Regions from separate parts of the Homo sapiens genome. Here region 2 is linked to region 1. A link is an interaction called in ENCODE POLR2A ChIA-PET data of the cell type or tissue named here. Cell type or tissue: Panc1. All regions are shown on one strand. Links, peaks and the distances in the headings refer to the core of each region. The heading gives the core; the rest is flanking DNA.

What was found. ChIA-PET counts read pairs that join two places held together with the same protein. Peaks named below come from ENCODE experiments on the same cell type or tissue, not always from the same donor. Only the 100,000 strongest peaks of a DNase experiment are listed, where the experiment ranks them.
Region 2: POLR2A ChIA-PET joins it to region 1 with 18 read pairs; 6 of 35 experiments call an interaction of 5 or more read pairs at or near these places.

Annotation. Positions count from the first base shown.
Region 1 is chr17:19,638,454-19,647,789 of GRCh38, reverse strand. No RefSeq gene overlaps it. Among named protein-coding and RNA genes, the nearest start is that of ALDH3A2, 5.6 kb to the left of the region's middle. RefSeq lists enhancers at 1-233, 234-884, 1,431-1,650. In Panc1, for the core only: CTCF peaks have their summits at 1,515 and 1,714 (motif pointing right); no DNase peak of the experiment used is centred there; H3K4me3 peaks cover 234 bases; H3K27ac peaks cover 3,570 bases.
Region 2 is chr17:19,461,053-19,470,388 of GRCh38, reverse strand. No RefSeq gene overlaps it. Among named protein-coding and RNA genes, the nearest start is that of TRW-CCA2-1, 42 kb to the left of the region's middle. RefSeq lists enhancers at 6,936-7,481, 9,122-9,336. In Panc1, for the core only: a CTCF peak has its summit at 2,748; no DNase peak of the experiment used is centred there.

The DNA.
Region 1 (9,336 bases), core at 895-8,894:
TCCCATGAATAGTGCTCACAGAAGGCTCTAATCCCAGCCTTTCCTCTGAACTCTAAAGGGTATATTTGTGAAAAGAAAATAACTCGGGGCCCTGGCCCAAATGAACTCTCCACTTATGTACAAAACAACAAAAACCGTGGGAGCTCAATTCACTATGCCAAAAGGAAAAAATTAAGCAAAAAGCTGAGTCATGCAAGAAACTGCCTTTCTCTATGTCCCTAAGCAGATAGCTACAGATAAAAGGTTAAATGTCCCCACAGGTAGCTGCTCTGTCCTCACCTTATCTTACTGAAGTGCTGATTTACACAGCAGGAGGCAAATACATAATTGACTATTCCCCTGCCTGTTCCTTTTTCTATTTGTGCAATGTGTGGATTCAGTAATGACCATGTTCTCCCTCTTTCCCCTCCAGCCCGCTCCTCCCTTTTAAATATTGAAGCCCTCAAAATCATCTTTAGATAAAGGCACAGACCTCCCTCCCAAGCATGTCCTTAACCTTGGCAAAATAAACTTCCAAATTGATTGAGAGCTGGTTTTGGTTTACAAGCTGGCAGCCAAAGGAAGTGACTCAGTGGAGGTGGCCCTGACCTTTGACAAATCTATCAGTGCTTGGTACCAGCTTGGGCTATTTTTATTGCTCAAACAGGACAATTTGCTGAGGCCTGGGAGCACCCCACTCCAGAGAATCCCTGATGTCCCAAAATTTGGTTGAGATCTAAAGTTTATTTTGCTGTACACCTCTTTGTCTGCAGTTTTACTTACTCCCAACAAAGAAGGTGCGTTTTCCTGCCTCCATGACGATGGAGGGGAGGCAACTCCTTTCTGGAATTTCATCTGGCTTCCAGCAGGGAAGGTGAGTCTGAGTTTTTTTTCTCCTTCTAAAATGGTAAAGAGCAGTCTTGAGCCTGGACCCTATTCCTAGGTAAGCACCTGAATTGGAGTTTTGTCTTGGAAACTCTCCTTGGTGACTAAAGTTAAGATTAACAACCAGCTGGTCTTAATTTCTCCTTACCATTAGAGCGCTCAATAATACAAATTGTGCGATCATTTCTTTTGCTTAACTGTTTCTTTGTTTGTTTCTGTTGTTGTTTTGGTCTTTTTCCCATTGGGTTTGACCAGCTCTACTTGACTTGGTCAAATCTGAAGGAAAGTTGAAATTATGGAGAACAAGGTCTTTGAATTGGCTAAATTACCACAGCTGAGGGGAAAAAAATGAAAAAGAAAAAACAGGCCGGGCATCCTGATGGTTTCCCTGCTTCTACTCTTTCGGGTTTTTTTTTTTTTTTTTTTTTAGACAAGGTGTCACTCTTGTCACCCAGGCTGGAGTGCAGTGGCCATGATCATGGCTCACTGCAGCCTCCAGCTCCCAGGCTCAAGTGATCCTCCCACCTCCACCTCCCAAGTAGCTGGGACTACAGGTATGTGTCACCATGCCTGGCTAAATTTTTTTGTATTTTTTGTAGAGATGAGGGCTTGCGATGTTGCCCAGGCTGGTCTCCGACTCCTGGGCTCAAGTGATCCCCCTCCCTCAGCCTCCCGAAGTGCTGGGATTACAGATGTGAGCCACCTCGCCGGCCCCCTGCTTCTACTCTTGACTCTAGAGATTGTTATTTCTCAGTTCTACACTTGCCCTTTTATACTCTACTGCAGGGACCTAGAGTGTGTGAACCCCATTTCCCAGGCTCTCGTGCCCGCTGGCTTCTGCCAGTAGGGGGCACTATAAGGAAATCAGAAGGCAGGAGGTGGAGAGTAACTTACTGCTTCTGGATTCAATCGTGTGGCAGTTGCTGGCCATTTCTATAGTGAAAGTGGAGGAGGGATTATTCTTTACTCTAGGAATTCCTTCCATGGTCAAGGTGGCACCTCTCTAGTAGACAGAGGATGAAAGTGATAGTGTCTCCAAATGGCACAGAAGCTGGTGCAGTTCCATTGGTTCCAGCTAAGGGTATTTTTAGCAGCTTTTTTATCTATGATGTCACTCCATTATTCTTTTTGACATCTATTACTCTTAAAATTCCCTCTGCATGAAATAACTAGATAGTTTATCTTTCGTGACTGGACTCTGATAACACTTTGTTGTAGCCTGTTCTCCACCTAGCCATTGGTGTCCGAAGGTACCCTGATCATGTTAATTCACTGCTTAAAACTTTCCAATAGCCTCCCCTCACGTTTAGAATAAAATTCAAAATGTGAATTTTTCTACACATATTCTACAAGCCCTAAATGCCCTGGCCCGTGACTACATCTTCAACCTCTTTTTGTAGGATTCTCCCACTTAGTGAGTTTCAGCCAGAGTGCCTTCCTTGCTGTACACTACTGAGCATTCTAAACACATTCCCAGCCCGGGGCTTTTGCATTCATTCTGTTTCCTTTGCCTGTAGTGTCCAGCTATCATTCTCACTTAATTCAATTGCTGCTTCAATATTACCTCCCTAAAGAAGACTTCCCTGACCACCATGTCTAAAATATCAGTCTCTGCTACTTTCTGTCCCTGACCCTGTTTTATTTTTCTTAATATAAATGTATCTATTTGTTTGTTGTTTTTAATGTGTCTTCCTCACTGGAATATCTTGTAAAATCAGGGTCTTTGTTGTTCATGTTCACTGTAATGTTAGTACCTTGAATAGAATCTGGCCCACAGTAGGTGCTCAGTAAGTATTTATTGAATGAATGAATGAATGAATGGTACACTCTCACATACTCTAGTCTTAGTGTCTTGGCACTGTCTACTTTTGTGGCTTTCTCAACAGCCTGTAATTTGAAGCTTAAGGAGATTCATGATGAAGCAAGGAAATTGGCAAGACCATCAAACTCTTCTTCACTTCTACTTCTCGCTTGCCTGCTTTGGACAAAAACAAAAAAATCCAGCCCATGTGGAAATACCATAGTTAAAGTTGGGAGACAGTAGGTGAAAAGGCAAGCAGGCTTATATAACAAAAGCAGTAGCTCCAACATATACAAAGTGTTTAATTCAATTATGTAAGTAACTGAGGAGTGCTTGTGCATAGGAAGCCAATCAACTAATATCAGTATCTAGAACCGTGTGGCAACAATATTTAAATCAGCTCAAAGGCCGCCAGAGAGTGTACCCAATAATCTTTATCTGATCTGAAAGGGTAACCAGTTCTAAATGCTGGCTAATAAATATTGTGTAAGGAACTAGGTAAATTGAGATATGAATCATGCTTCCATTTAAAAAAAATGTAAATAATGAACAGAATTCCAGTGTGGAATTAGAACAGGAATCGGTTTCACCTAGGGCAAATTAATTGCTAAGTAGCGAAGAGCTGCTGCTTTTGCTGAGCATAAGATGTGAGGATTTCTTTCTTTCTTTCTTTTTTGAGGCAGAGTCTCGCTCTGTCGCCCAGGCTGGAGTGCAGTGGTGCAATCTTAGCTCACTGCAACCTCCACCTCCCAGGTTCAAGCAATTCTCCTGTGTCAGCCTCCTGAATAGGTGGATTTCAGGCATGTGCCACCATGCCCAGCTAATTTTTGTATTTCTAGTAGAGACAGGGTTTCACCATGTTGGTCAGGCTGGTCTCAAACTCCTGACCTCATGATCCGCTGCCTCAGCCTCCCAAAGTGCTGGGATTACAGGCGTGAGCCACCGTGCCGGGCTGAGGATTTCTTACAAACGATGTACTCTGATTCTAATGGCATAATCACCAAGAATTTACTACCAACTCTTGAACATTTTCTTTATTAGTTAGAGAAATCAACTGATGGCATTTTGTTGGGCATATTTAAAAATCACATCCAAGTGCTTTAATAGAACAAGGTGATATATTTATGGAACCAAAGAGAGGACTGGGAATTCTTTTACTACACTCCCAAGCTGAAACATTCTCCCTTCAGCTTTTGAATATGATATACTCATTGATTTAAGTAGCTATGGGTAATGAAATCACCACAGCAGGTTATAGGGGTAAGGGGTGAGTCCTCACAAGCTTCTCCTTTCAGGAATGCAGTAGACTGTAGTGATTTTACTATGCCTGCCCACTATACTTTTCCATCCTCCTTTTTCAGCTTAAAAAAAACCAAGTTTTTCTTTTTGTTTTTATTGGGGGTAATCAACTCCATGACCCTTCTCCACCACAACCTTTAGATCTTTGATCTGCTCAGTTATCAGCAGGGAGAGTTTTCTTAAAGGCAAGGATGAAACAGACACTTTTAATTATTTAAACCTCAGGGGGACTAAGGTAGTGAGTGTGTACCCAGGAGTTCTTTCTGCCTTCTGGCCCAAATTTCATTACATTTTCATTGGATACTACATAAATACAAAACAGTGCCTACAGTAAATTATTACAGAGTTTACCTACCTGTATCTATGACCCAGAACATTACCAGCATTCCTTTTAGGCCCCTACCCAATCACCACTATAGAATTTCTGGGTGAAAGTAAATACATGTTTTAACTTTAGAAGCCAAATAATTTTTCAGTGTTTTTATACCAATTTATATTCCCTACCACACAGTCTAGCAGCTGCTTTCTAAAACTTGATTTAAAAAAATAATTACCCATTCTGGTGGATGCGTAGTGATCTCTCTCTCTCTCTCTCTTTTTTTTTTTTCTTTTTTGAGACTCTGTCTCAAAAAAAAAAAAAAAGGAATGCAGCGGTATGATCTCAGCTCACAGCAACCTCTGCTTCCTGGGCTCAAGTCATCCTCTCACTTTAGCCTCTCTAGTTGCTTGCGTTACAGGTGTGTGCCCCCGTGCCTGGCTAATTTTTATATTTTTAGTAGAGACAGGGTTTTGCCATGTTGCCCAGGCTGGTCTTGAACTCTTGAGCTCAAGACATCCACCTGCCTTGGCCTCCCAAAGTGCTGGGGTTACAGGTGTGGGCCACTGCACCCAGCTTGTAGTGATATCTCCTTGTGATGTTAACTTCCATTTCCCTAGTGACTAATCATGGTGGGTTCCTTTTCATGTGTATTGACTATTTGCACATATTTCCATAGCTGGGAATAGCAGATTTTATGAAAGGTGTTTAAGACAACAGACGTGAATTGAAGCCTCAGACTGCCTTGGACACCTTTCCTAACTTTCAAAACACTCTTCTTCAGCAAATGCCAATATAAATGTTTGTGTCCACAGATCAATAATAGAAAAGAACAAACACAGGACCATAGACACTACACACACGCACACATGCATATAACTCTAAGGAAAAGGAGATAAAGATCTTTACAAAAGATGAAGCATTCTGATGTGTAATTCTCACAATCTCTTAAGACACTGACACATGATCTTTGGGGGCGGGGGCGGAGGAGTTAGCCCAAAGGAAGGCTGTGAGGGATTAAAGAATAGATTATAAGAAAACAGGAGAGGGCAAACTCGAATTGAAACTCAGGAAAGAAAGAGAAGAGAAAAGCACACCTTAATAGAGATGAAAGTTGCATGAGAACAAAAGGTAAGAGATACAAAAAGAGAAGTTTGACAAAATTACATAAAATGAAAAGGAGACAAATGATTCCATTTACATGATAGAATAGTCAAATTCATAGAAACAGAAAGTAGAACAGTGGTTACTAAGGGCTGGGGCAGGGGGCAAGGGAAGCGGTTATGGTAACAGAGCTACTGCTTGATGGGGACAGAGTTTCAATTTGGAATGATGAAAAAGTTCTGGAGGTAAATAGTGGCGATGATTGCACAACATTGTGAATGTACTTAATGCCACTGAATTGTTCACTTAAAATGATTAAAATGGTAAAATATACATAAAAGATACAAAAAATACATAAAACATGTGGATGTAAGTTTTCAACTCATTTGGGTAAATAGCTTATTTGGGTATGTGCTTATTGGAGACCTATGCTTAGCTTTGTAAGAAACTGCAAAACTCTTCCAAAGTGGCTGTACCATTCATCATGCATTCGTACCAATATATAAGAGTTCCTGCTGTGCCACATCCTTGCCAGCATTTGGTGGTGTAAGTGCTTTGGATTTTAGCCATTCTCATAGGTGTGTAGTGGTATCTCATTGTTTTATTGCCAATTCCCTGATGACACATAATGTTGAGTATCTTTACACATCTTTATTTGCCATCTGTATAGATTCTTCGGTGAGGTGTCTGTTTAAACCATTTTTAATTGGGTTGCTTTTTATTGTTGAGTTTAAATAGTTATTTGTATATTTTAGATAAATAGTCTTTTATATAAGCTATGTTTTTACAAAGATTTTCTCATAATCCTTGGCTTGTCTTTTCATTCTATTAACAGTGTTTTTTTACAGAGCAAGTTTTAAATTTTAATGAAGTCCATTTTATGAATTTTTTCTTTCATGAATTGTGCTTTTGGTTTTGTATCTAAAAAGTCATTGCCAAACCCAAGGCCACCTAGATGTTCTCCTGTGTTATCCTAGGAGTTTTATAGTGATGCATGTCAGGAAGAAAAGAAAGATACAAGATTTTTCTCTAGGTTTTGGTTTTGTTTTATTTTTTGGCATGTGGATATCTAGTTGTTTCAGTACCATTTGTCAAACAAGCTGTCCTTTCTCCATTGAATTGCTTTTGTTTCTTTGTCAAACCTTAGTTGACTGTATTAGTGTGAATCCATTTTCAGTTTTGTATTCTGTTCTATTTATTTGTCTATTCAGTCATCAATGCCACATTATTGTGTTTACCTTTATGGTAAATCCTGTAGTTGGTAGTGTCAGTCTACCAACTTTGTTCTTCAACATTGTGTTGGCTATTCTGGGTTTTTGCTTTTCCATGTCATCTTTAGAATCAAGTTGGTCAATATCCACAAAATAAACTGCTAGATTTTGATTGAGAGTGTTGAATCCATGTATCAAGTTGAGAAGAACTGGCATCTTTTCAACTTCAACTCTTCATTTTCATGAACATGGACTGTCTCTTTATTTATTTACATCTCCTTTGGTTTCTTACATCAGAATTTTGTAGTTTTCCTCATATAGATCTTGTATATATTTAGATTTATATCTAAGTATTTCCGCCCCTTTTTGGTGCTAATGTAAGTGGTGTTTTTAATTTTAATTTCAAATCCAAAGTGTTCATTGCTATTGTATAGTAAAATAATTGACTTTGTATAATAACTTTCATCCTGATACCATGCTATAATCACTTATTAGTTCCAGAAATCTTTTTTGTTGATTATTTGGGATGTTCTACCTTGATAACCATGTTATCTGTGAACAAAGGCAGCTTAATTTCTTTCTTCCTAATATGTATACATTTCCTTTATTTGTCTTATTACATTAGCTAAAACTTCAGTTACGATGTTGAAAATGAGTGGTGAGAGGGGACATCCTTGCTTTGTTCCTAATATTAGCAGGAAGGCATGCAGCTTCTTTTGACTAATATGTTATCTGTAGAATTTTGTAGATGTTTGTGATCCAAGTGAGGCATTTTTATTATTATTTTTTTTTTTTTTTTTTTTTTTTTTTGAGACGGAGTCTCGCTCTGTCGCCCAGGCCGGACTGCGGACTGCAGTGGCGCAATCTCGCTCACTGCAAGCTCCGCTTCCCGGGTTCACGCCATTCTCCTGCCTCAGCCTCCCGAGTAGCTGGGACTACAGGCGCCCGCCACCGCGCCCGGCTAATTTTTTGTATTTTTTAGTAGAGACGGGGTTTCACCTTGTTAGCCAGGATGGTCTCGATCTCCTGACCTCATGATCCACCCGCCTCGGCCTCCCAAAGTGCTGGGATTACAGGCATTTTTATTATTGAAATAAAATAAATAAAACTTACTATTTTAACCATTAAGGTGCACAATTCAGTGACATTAAGTACATTCACAATGTTCTGCAACCATCAATATCATTCACTTTTAGATCATTTTCATCATCCCAAACAGAAATTGTACCCATAAACAATAATTCCCCTCTTGCTCTCTTTCAATCCCCTAATAACCTCTATACTTTATGATTTTGACTATTCTGGGCACCTCACATACGTGTAATCATACAAGATGTGTCTTTGCGTACTTGTACAAGTGTCCTTGTATAATAGGCCTGCATATGGCTTATTTTCCTTAGCACAATGTTTTCTTTTTAGGGGAAAACAGGGTCTTGCTCTGTTACCCTGGCTGGAGTGCAGTGGCACAAACATGGCTTACTGCAGCCTCAATCTCCCAGGCACAAGTGATCTTCCCACCTCAGCCTCCTGAGTAGCTGGGACCACAAGCATGTGCCACCATACCTGGCTAATTTTAAAATTTTTTGTACAGACAGGGTCTCACCATTTTGCCCAGGCTGGTCTCAAACTCCTGAGCTCAAGGGATCCTCCTGCCTCCATCTCCCAAAGTGCTGAGATTATAGGCAAGAGCCACAACACCACCAGCCCTAGCACAATGTTTTTAAGGTTCATCCATGCTATAGCATATATCAGAGTTTCATTTCTTTTTAAGATTGATTAATATTCCATTGTAAGTATACCACATTTTGTTTATCCATTTACAAAATGGACATTTGGGTTGATTCTACCTTTTGGCTATTGTGAGTAATGCTGCTGTGAACACTGGTGTACAAATATCTGTTTGAGTCCCTGCAGCATATCATAATTCTATATTTGTTAAAGATCTCACATACTATTTTCTATAGTGGTTGCACCATTTTATGTTCCCATCAGCAATGTACAATAGTTCCAATTTCTCCACATTCTCACCAAAACTTGCTTTCTGTTTTCTTTCTGTAATGACCCCTATAATAGGTATAAAGTAATATCTCATTGTGGTTTGGATTTGCATTTCCCTAATGACTAGTGATGCAGAGAGAATATTTTCATGCCCTGGTTAGCTATGTATCTTCTCTGGAGAAATGTCTGTTCAAGTCCTATGCCTAGTTTTTTTGTTTTTTGTTTTTGAGACAGAGTCTCGCTCTGTCACCCAGGCTGGAGTGCAGTGGCGTGATCTTGGCTCACTGCAACCTCCGCCTCCCAGGTTTAAGTGATTCTCCTGCCTCAGCCTCCTGAGTAGCTGAGATTACAGGTGGCTGCCACCATGCCCAGCTAATTTTTGTGTTTTTAGTAGAGATGGGGTTTCACCATGTTGGCCAGGCTGGTCTTGAACTCCTGACCTCAAGTGATCCACCTGCCTCGGCCTCCCAAAGTACTGGGATTACAGGTGTGAGCCACCATCCCCAGCCATATGCCTAGTTTTGAATTAGGCTGTTTGTATATTTTGTTCTTGTGAGTTGTTAAGAATTTATGTCCGAACATAAATCCCTTATCAGATATATACTATGCAAATACCTTTTCCCATTCAGAAGGTTACCTGTTTATATTATTAATAGTGTCCTTTTATGCACAAAAGTTTCTAATTTTTATGAAGTCCTGTTTATCTATTTTGTTGTTGTTGCTTGTGCATATCCAAGTAATCG
Region 2 (9,336 bases), core at 880-8,879, 180 kb after region 1:
CAGCAAGTATTTATTCAATGTCTATTATGCATGGGTGTGGTCACTGCCATGGACACAGAGACCACTATCCTGAACAAAGCAGACAAAATATTCATCCTCGCCAGGCTCACGCCCATAATTTCAGCACTTTGCGAGGCCAAGGCCAGAAGATGGCTTGAGCTCAGGAGTTTGAGACAAGCCTGGGCAACATAGAGAGACTCCGTTTCTAGAAAAAGTACAAAAATTAGCCAGGCATGGTGGTGTGCGCCTGTCATCCCATCTACTCAGGAGGCTGAGGTGGGAGGACGGCTTGAGGCCGGCAGGTCAAGGCTGCAGTGAGCTATGATCTCACCACTGCACTGCAACCTGAGAGACAGAGCCAAACCCTGTCTCAAAAAAAAAGGTTCGGCCGGGCGCGGTGGCTCACGCCTGTAATCCCAGCACTTTGGAAGGCCGAGGCGGGCGGATCACGAGGTCAGGAGATGGAGACCATCCTGGCTAACACAGTGAAACTCCATCTCTACTAAAAATACAAAAATTAGCCGGGCGTGGTGGCGGGAGCCTGTAGTCCCAGCTACTCGGGAGGCTGAGGCAGGAGAATGACGTGAACCCGGGAGGCAGAGCTTGCAGTGAGCCGAGATGATGCCACTGCACTACAGCCTGGGCGACAGAACAAGACTCCGTCTCAAAAAAAAAAAAAAAGGTTCATCATGATGGCACTTAAATTTCAGTGATGTGTATGTTTCCCCCACACATACACTAATGAAGGAGGGGAGGTTCCTGGAGAGCAGTGAAGGACTTTAAATATTCATGACTATGTCGTGTCTTACCTTAAGATGTTCGAGGCGGTTATTGAACTAGCCATTAGAGGGCACTCCAGGCACCGAGGGAGGAATAAGCCTGTGCTTGATTTTCCAGCCCCTGAAATTGGTGACCCGGGTTGGGCGCAGTGGCTCACGCCTGTAATCCCAGCACTTTGGGAGGCCAAGTGGATGGATCACCTGAGGTCAGGAGTTCAAGACCAGCCTGGCCAATATGGTGAAACCCTGTCTCTACAAAATATACAAAAAAAGTACCTGGGTGTAGTGGCGCATGCCTGTAGTCCCAGTGACTCGGGAGGGTGAGGCAGTAGAATCACTTGAATCTGGGAGGCGAAGGTTGCAGTGAGCCGAGATCGCGTCACTGTACTCCAGCCTGGGCAACAACAGTGAAACTCCGTCTCTAAATAAATAAATAAGTGATGGACATCCCATTTACCTCCTTGCCCCTTGGTTTCTATTCCCAAATCCTGGGCTTCAGTTTGATCTTGGACAAGCTTTATTCTTTGGGTCATGGGTTCCCTATCTGTAGAATGAACATTTTGGATGGATGATTTGTGAGGTCACACATGGGTCAGATTTTCTTTTTTTTTTTTTTTTTTTTGAGATGGAGTCTTGCTCTGTCGCCAGGCTGGAGTGCAAAGGCGAGATCTCGAGATCTCAGCTCTCCACAAACTCCGCCTCCTGGGTTCAAGTGTTTCTCCTGCCTCAGCCTCCCGAGTAGCTGGGATTACAGGTGCGTGCTACCACGCCTAGCTAATTTTGTGTTTTTAAGAGACAGGGTTTCACCGTGTTGGCCAGGATGGTCTCAATCTCTTGACCTCGTGATCTGCCCACCTCGGCCTCCCAAAGTCCTGGGATTACAGGCGTGAGCCTCTGCGCCCAGCCCTGGCTCAGATTTTCTAGGGTTCAAATATTCGCATGTGGGGGGATCTTTTGTCATACTAATTCATGCATTTCCTGGGTCTTTGAGATTTTTGAAATCAGATAAATCCAATGCACAGGCTCATGTCTGTAATCCCAGCACTTTGGAAGGCCGAGACAGGAGAATCACTTGAGGTCAGGAGTTCAAGACCAGCCTGATCAACATGGTGAAACCACTTCTCTATTTTAAAAGAATACAAAAAGCGGGCCGGGTGCGGTGGCTCATGCCTGTAATCCCAACACTTTGGGAGGCCGAGACAGGCAGATCACAAGGTCAGGAGTTCAAGACCAGCCTTGAACTCCTGTCAACATGGTGAGACCCCGTCTCTACTAAAAATACCAAAAACTAGCCAAAATCTCTACTAAAAATACCAAAAATTAGCCGGGTGTGGTGGTGTACACCTGTAATACCAGCAACTCAGGAGGCTGAGGCAGGAGAATTGCTTGAACCCGGGAGGTGGAGTTTGCAGTGAGCTGAGATCGCGCCATTGTACTCCAGCCTGTGCAACAAGAGCAAAACTCCATCTCAAAAAAAAAAAAAAATACAAAAAGCCAGGAGTGGTGGCTCACACCTGTAATCCCAGCACTTTGGGAGGCTGAGGCAGGTGGATCACCTGAGTTCAAGACCAGCCTGGCCAACATGGTGAAACCTCATCTCTACAAAAAATACAAAAATTAGCCAGGCGTGGTGGTGCATGTCTATAATTCCAGCTACTTGGGAGGCTGAGGCTGGAGAATACTCGGGAGATGGAGGTTGTAGTGGGCTGAGATCATGCCACTGCACTCCAGCCTGGGTGATAGAGTGAGACTCTGTTTCAAAAAAAAAAAAGTAGGCCAGGTGCGGTGGCTCACACCTGTAACCCCAGCACTTTGGGAGGCCAAGGCGGGTGGATCACGAGGTCAGGAGTTCGAGACCAGCCTGGCCAACATGGTGAAACCCCGTCTCTACTAAAAGTACAAAAATTAGCTGGGTGTGGTGGCGCACGCCTGTAATCCCAGGTACTCAGGAGGCCAAGGCAGGAGAATAGCTTGAACCCAGGAGGCGGAGGTTGCAGTGAGCCGTGATCCTGCCACTGCACTCCAGCCTGGGCTACAGAGTGAGACTCTGTCTCAAAAAAAAAAAAAAAAATGATGCACAATATATTGCCAGGCTCAACAATCCACAGCCACTCCAGGGGATCCCCAGAGCCCCAGGCCACCCGTGGTGTGGGCTTTAGCAACTTTGACCCGCACTCTGCTCTGGTGCCCTCTCCTGGTCAGACCCTTCTGCTCAGGGCATCATGCACGGCTGGGGGGCCTCAGCCCTAGAGGAGCAGTTCAGAGATTAACCCACTTCAGTGTAGAAGCTCCCCCACCTCCCAACAGAGGCACTATGTCTCTTGGTGGAAAAACAAATTTCACTGTCATTTTCTTCCAGCCCTCTCCAACCCACAGCCTAACTTGGTCTCCAGTTAAATGACTGTCTTCTGGAAGCCTGTACATAGTTTAAGATGGGTCTCTGCAGATACACTCCCAATTCCTTGGACTTTCTGCTCATTGGCAGTGAAGCTCTGGGAAGGCAGAGGAGAGGTGAGCAGTGCCTACAGGAAACCCTGCCAGGAGTTCCACAGGCTGGCTGGCTCTGCAGCTCCTCTGCACCCCAGATCATCCCAGGGCCAGGTAACAGACAACTTGGGACACTCTACACCGCAGAGCCTGCGGAAATTATTCAAACTAACCAACCCTAAGCCTACTCACCTTGCCTTGCCCATTCCTTCCAGAGAAAACCCAATAAAGCCTTTTATCCACGCCTTCCCCTCGCTCCTGCCTTCTGGCCAACCTCAATGCTTCTCTGCATGGCCCTGCATGGGGTGGCGTGCTCCCTCCTCTTGAGAACTGTAACTTTTTTTTTTCTTTTTTTTTTTGTGGTGGGGTCCTCACAGTCTCACTCTGTCACCCAGGCTGGAGTGCAGTGGCACAATCACAGTTCACTGCAGCCTCCACCTCCTGGTGCAAGTGATCCTTCTGCCTCAGCCTCCTGAGTAGCTGGGACTACAGGCACGTGCTACCACGCCTGGCTAATTTTTGTATTTTTGTAGACAGAGGGTTTTGCCATGTTGCCCAGGTTGGTCTTAAACTTCTGGGCTGTCTCAGCCTCCCAAAGTGCTGGGGGTGAGCTACCATGCCTGGCCAAGTAATTAGCTTTCTTTTCTTTTCCTTTTTGAGATGGAGTTTTGCTCTTTTGCCCAGGCTGGAGTGAAGTGGTACAATCTCAGCTTACCCCAACCTCCTCCATCCCCCGGGGTTCAAGTGAGTCTCCTGCCTCAGTTTCTCGAGTAGCTGGGATTACGGGCACCCACCACCAAGTCAGGCTAATTTTTGTATTTTCAGTAGAGACAGGGTTTTGCCATGTTGGCCAGGCTGGTCTCAAACTCATGACCTCAGGTGATCCACCCACCTTGGCCTCCCAAAGTGCTGGGATTACAGGCATGAGCCACCGTGCTCAAGTAACTAGTTTTCAATGGCAAATGTCTCCAGATCTGTAAGCCTTGCCATATCTGTATAAAAAGCAACTACCAGGTACATTTTAAAACACTGATCATCATGGCATCCTTGGAGCTGTGTTCTGGGAGAGGAGTATGCAGGAGCCCTCCTGGAGCTCACTTGGAGGGGGGCCTCTGGGCCAAGTGACTGGAGCAAGCAGAGGGGAAAGACACCCCTCTTCACTTTACCCATCATGGATGGTTAACCTCAGAGACCATTAGGCCCAGAATGAGCCCCAGAGTGACCTTAATCCCCTTCATTTGCACATGGGGTTAATGAGACTCAGAAGGGAAGGGAGACACCAACTGCAGAGACAAAGTGACCATTTGGGCTGCAAACCTGCCGTGTTGACTCTGATTAGCTCCAGTCCCAGGAATGCCTCCTGATTCCTACACTTAATCAGGAACACCATGGAACACTGGTGTTCCATGAAAGGGCCTGGACTTAATTTCCTGTCCTTAGTGTGAGAACGTGTCAACCCTGATGTTATCACACAAATTCTAGGCTATGATGCACAGCATTCCTGCCTGCTCTGGATTGCTGCCATTGTCTCTGTAGAGCAATGCACACTTTCTCCATGGTGTACAAGCCCTGGGTCTGGGAGTGTGGACACCTGTCTTGCTGTCACCCAAGACCATGCTTCTGCCTTAAATTCCCCAAATAAACCACCCTTTGCTGACACACTGGATGTGTGTGCCTTGTTCTTTGGTTTCTCAGCTCCTTCTGCGTTTGGGGCTGCTTTGCGTATGTGGCCCTTTCACAGAGCACCAGTGTTCACACAGCACATGGGAAATATGATCTCATTGCTCTCCTTGCCACCCCCCCCCCACTTTTTTTTTGAGATGAAGTCTCGCTCTGTCACCCAGGCTGGAGTGCAGTGGCGTGATCTCAGCTCACTGAAACCTCCGCCTCCCAGGTTCAAGCAATCCTGCCTCAGCCTCCCAATAGCTGGGATTAGAGAGATGCACCACCACCCCCAGCTAATTTTTGTATTTTAGTAGAAATGGGGTTTTGCCATGTTGGCCAGGCTGGTCTTGAACTCCTGACCTCAGGTGATCCACCCGCCTTGGCCTCCCAAAGTGCTGGGATTACAGGCATGAGCCACTGCAACCAGCCTCATTGCCCCTTTCTGACCTGCTCATAGCCTAAGCCCAGGCTAAAAGTGAAACAGGAAAACCAGTCCCCATTCTTCACCCCACAGAAGCCTGGGAGCTAATCCTGATGTTGTAAATGGGATATGGGGAACCTGAGGTGATGGGGAGAGAGTGTTGAACAAGCCTGACTCTGTCCAAGCCAGGCACAGGACCAAAGGACCTGAGTCGCTGACGTCAGAGAGTGCTTTACTGGGCTTCTCAGTCTTGTGTGACCCTGGGCAGGTTTTTCGTCTGGTCCTTTAGGCTCCGAATAAATGATGGCAAAAACTTGGTCTCCAAATTCTATGATGACTTCACCAGAAGATTCGTATAAGGATGTTCATAGCAGCTTCATTCATAGTATCCCCAAACTGGAAATATCCCAGGATTCCACCAATAGCAGAATGAAAAGCAATCTGTGGTCAGGCACACAATGGAACACTGCTCAGCAATAAAAGCACCGCTGGCACACACAGCCTCACGCTGCACAAAAAGAACATAGTTCCCAACGGAGAACATATTGTATGAGCCCATGAATAGGAGGTTCCAGAATAGGCAAAACTTACCCAGAGTGGGAGAAAAGCAGAACAGTGGTGGTCTTTGTGGGGACAGAAGCCTTACCCAGGCAGGAGCAGAGTCGCAGAGCACAGGAGCCATGGATATGGTCCCAGTGAGGATGCACTGCTGGCTGCATGTGCCTGGCCAGGGTGTTCATATCACTGGGGGGGACAGGCTTTGTGCTGGCTGCTCCCCGATGAGTAAATTAACATGTGGACTCACTTAGGTGGAGAAAATGTACTCAGTGAGGCTGTGAGTGCCAAGCGTGTCTTTCCCCTCTCCTGCAAATCCAAACTTACTCATTAGGGCTCTGAGTTTTTGTTCCTAGGCTTTATTTACATTTTCTTCTCCGGCTTGTGCCACGTGCAGTGAACACGTGTCACATTGCAGTTTTCTACAGGGTTCCTCCTTGGAGGTTTTCTTTTTTCTTTTTTTTTTGAGATGGAGTTTGGCTCTTGTGGCCCAGGCTGGAGTGCAATGGCATGATCTCGGCTCACCACAACCTCCACCTCCCGGGTTCAAGTGATTCTCCTGCCTCAACCTCCCGAGTAGCAGGGATTACAGGCATGCGCCACCACGCTTGGTTAATTTTTGTATTTTTAGTAGAGACAGGTTTTCACCATGTTGACCAGGCTGGTCTCAAACTCCCAACCTCAGGTGATCCACCTGCCTCAGCCTCCCAAAGTGCTGGGATTACAGGCATGAGCCACCACACCCAGCGGAGGTTTCCTCTTCCTACTCAGGTGTTCAGTACACAATGCTCTGTCCCACACCCTGGCTTCTATTCCCCTGTTGCCCAGGTGTCCTGAGGCTCTCTGGATGTGTTAGGTCATTCTTGCATTTCTATAAAGGAATACCTGAGGCTGGGCAATTTATTGGATTGGTGCAAACATAATTGCAGTTTTTGCTACTTTTTCTTAATGCAAAAGCTGCAAATTACTTTTGCACCAACCTAATATAAAGAAAAGAGGTTTAAGTGGCTCACGGTTCTGCAGGCTGTACAGGAAGCAGGGCACCAGCATTTGCTCAGCTTCTGGGGAGGTGTCAGAGCTTTTACTTGTGGTGGAAGGGGAAGTGAGAGCAGCATGTCACATGGGGAAAGCAGAAGCAGAGAAAGCATTGCACCAGTGAAGCTGCACACTTAAACAACCAGACCTCAGCAGAACTCACTATCACGAGGACAGCACCAAGCCACGAAGAATCTGCTCCCACGATCCAAGCACCTCCCTCCAAGCCCCACCTCCAACATTGGGGATTACATCTCAACGTGAGGTTTGGGCAGGGACAAACATCCAAACTCTATCATTCTGCCCCTGGCCCCTCCAAATCTTATATTCTTCTCACATTGCAAAATACAATCATGCCTTCCCAATAGTCTCCCAAAGTCTTTTTTTTTTTTAGACAGTGCCTCACTCTGTTGCCCAGGCCGGAGTGCAGTGGCACTATCTTGGCTCACTGCAACCTCTGCCTCCTGGGTTCAAGTGATTCTCATGCCTCAGCAATCCGAGTAGCTGGGATTACAGGCATGCGCCACCGTGTCTGGCTAATTTTTGTATTTTTAGTAGATGCGGGGTATCACCATGTTGGTCAGGCTGGTCTGACCAACTGGCTTCAAGTGATCCACCTGTCTTGGCCTCCCGAAGTGCTGGGATTACAGGCATGAGCCACCATGCCTGGCCCCAATAGTCTCCCAAAGTCTTAACTCATTCCAGCATTAACACAAAGTCCCATGTCCAGGTCCAGAGTTTCATCTGAGACTCATTTCCTTCCTCCATCTATAAGCCTGTAAAATCAAAACAAGTTATTTACTTCTAAGATACAATGGGGAAGTGGGCATTGGGTAAACATTCCTGTTCCAAAAGGGAGAAATTGGCCAAAAGGAAAGGGCTACAGGCTCCAATTAAGTCAGAAACTCAGTAGGGCAGTCATTAAATCTTAAAGCTCCAGGCTGGGCATGGTGGATCATGCCTGTAATCCTAGCACTTTGAGAGGCCGAGGCAGGTGGATCACTTGAGCTTGAGAGTTTGAGACCAGCCTGGACAGCATAGCTAAACTTCATCTCTACATATATATACACACACACATATATATAATATTATATATATAATATATCATATAATATTAATATTATATATTATATATAAACATACACACACATATATTATACATATTATATATAATGTATAAACATACACATATATATTATATATATAAACATACATATATATATATAATCTGGGTATGGTGGTGTGCACCTGTGGTCCCAGCTACTCAGAAGGCTGAGGTGGGAGGATCGTTCGAGCCTGGGAGGTGGAGGTTGCAGTAAGCCAAGATCACACCATTGCACTCCAGCCTGGACAACAGAACAAGACCCTGTCTCAAAATAACAAAAAACAAAAACAAAACAAAAAAAACTTAAACTCTAAAAGAATCTCCTTTGACTCCATGTCCCACATCCAGGGACACTGGCATGAGGTCTGGACTCCCAAGGCTTTGGGCAGCTCCGCCCCTGTGGCTTTGCAAGGTTCAGCTCCCGTCGCTCCTGTCACAGTTTTCTGGGCACAAGGGTACAAGCTGCCAGTGGCTCTACCATTCCAGGGCCTGGAGGACATTAGCCCCCCTTCCCAGAGCTCCACTAAACAGTGCACCAGTGGGGATTTTGTGTGTGGGGCCTCCAACCCCACATTTCCACTATTCCACCTCTTCGGAGGTTTTCTCTTTCTACTCAGGTGTTTGCCACATGGTGCTCTGTCCCACACACTAGTTTCTATTCGCTTGTTGGCCAAAGGTCCTGAGGCTTTCTGGTTGTGTTAGGCCATTCTTGCATTGCTATAAAGGAATACCTGAGGCTGGGCAATACTGTGCTAGTAGAGGTTCTCTCTGAGGGCTCCAGCCCTGCTGTAGGTTTCTGCTTGGGCACCCAGGCTTTCTCATACATCCTCTGAAATCTAGGGGGAAGCTGCCAAGCCTCATTCACTGTTGTACTCTGCCAGCCTACAAGCTTAACACCACATGGAAGCCACCAAGGCTTATGGCTTGCACCCTCTGTGGCTGTGGCCCAAGCTGTCCCTAGGGCCCTTTGAGCCATGGCTGGAGCTGGAGCCTCCCTAAGTGGCACAGGGCACACTTCAGGCTGGGCCCATAAAACCATTCTTTCTTTCTAGGCCTCTGCACCTGTGATGGGAGGAGCTTCCTTAAAGGTCTGTGAAATGCCTTTGAGGCCCTTTTCCCATTGTCTTGGCTGTTAATTAGCACTTGGCTCCCTTTCAGTTATGCAAATTTCTCTAGCAAATGATTATTCTGCAGCCTGCTTTAATTCTTCCCCTGATAGTGCTTTTACTTTTTCTGCCACATGCTCAAGCTGCAAAATTTCCAAACTTTTATGCTCTGCTTCCCTTTTG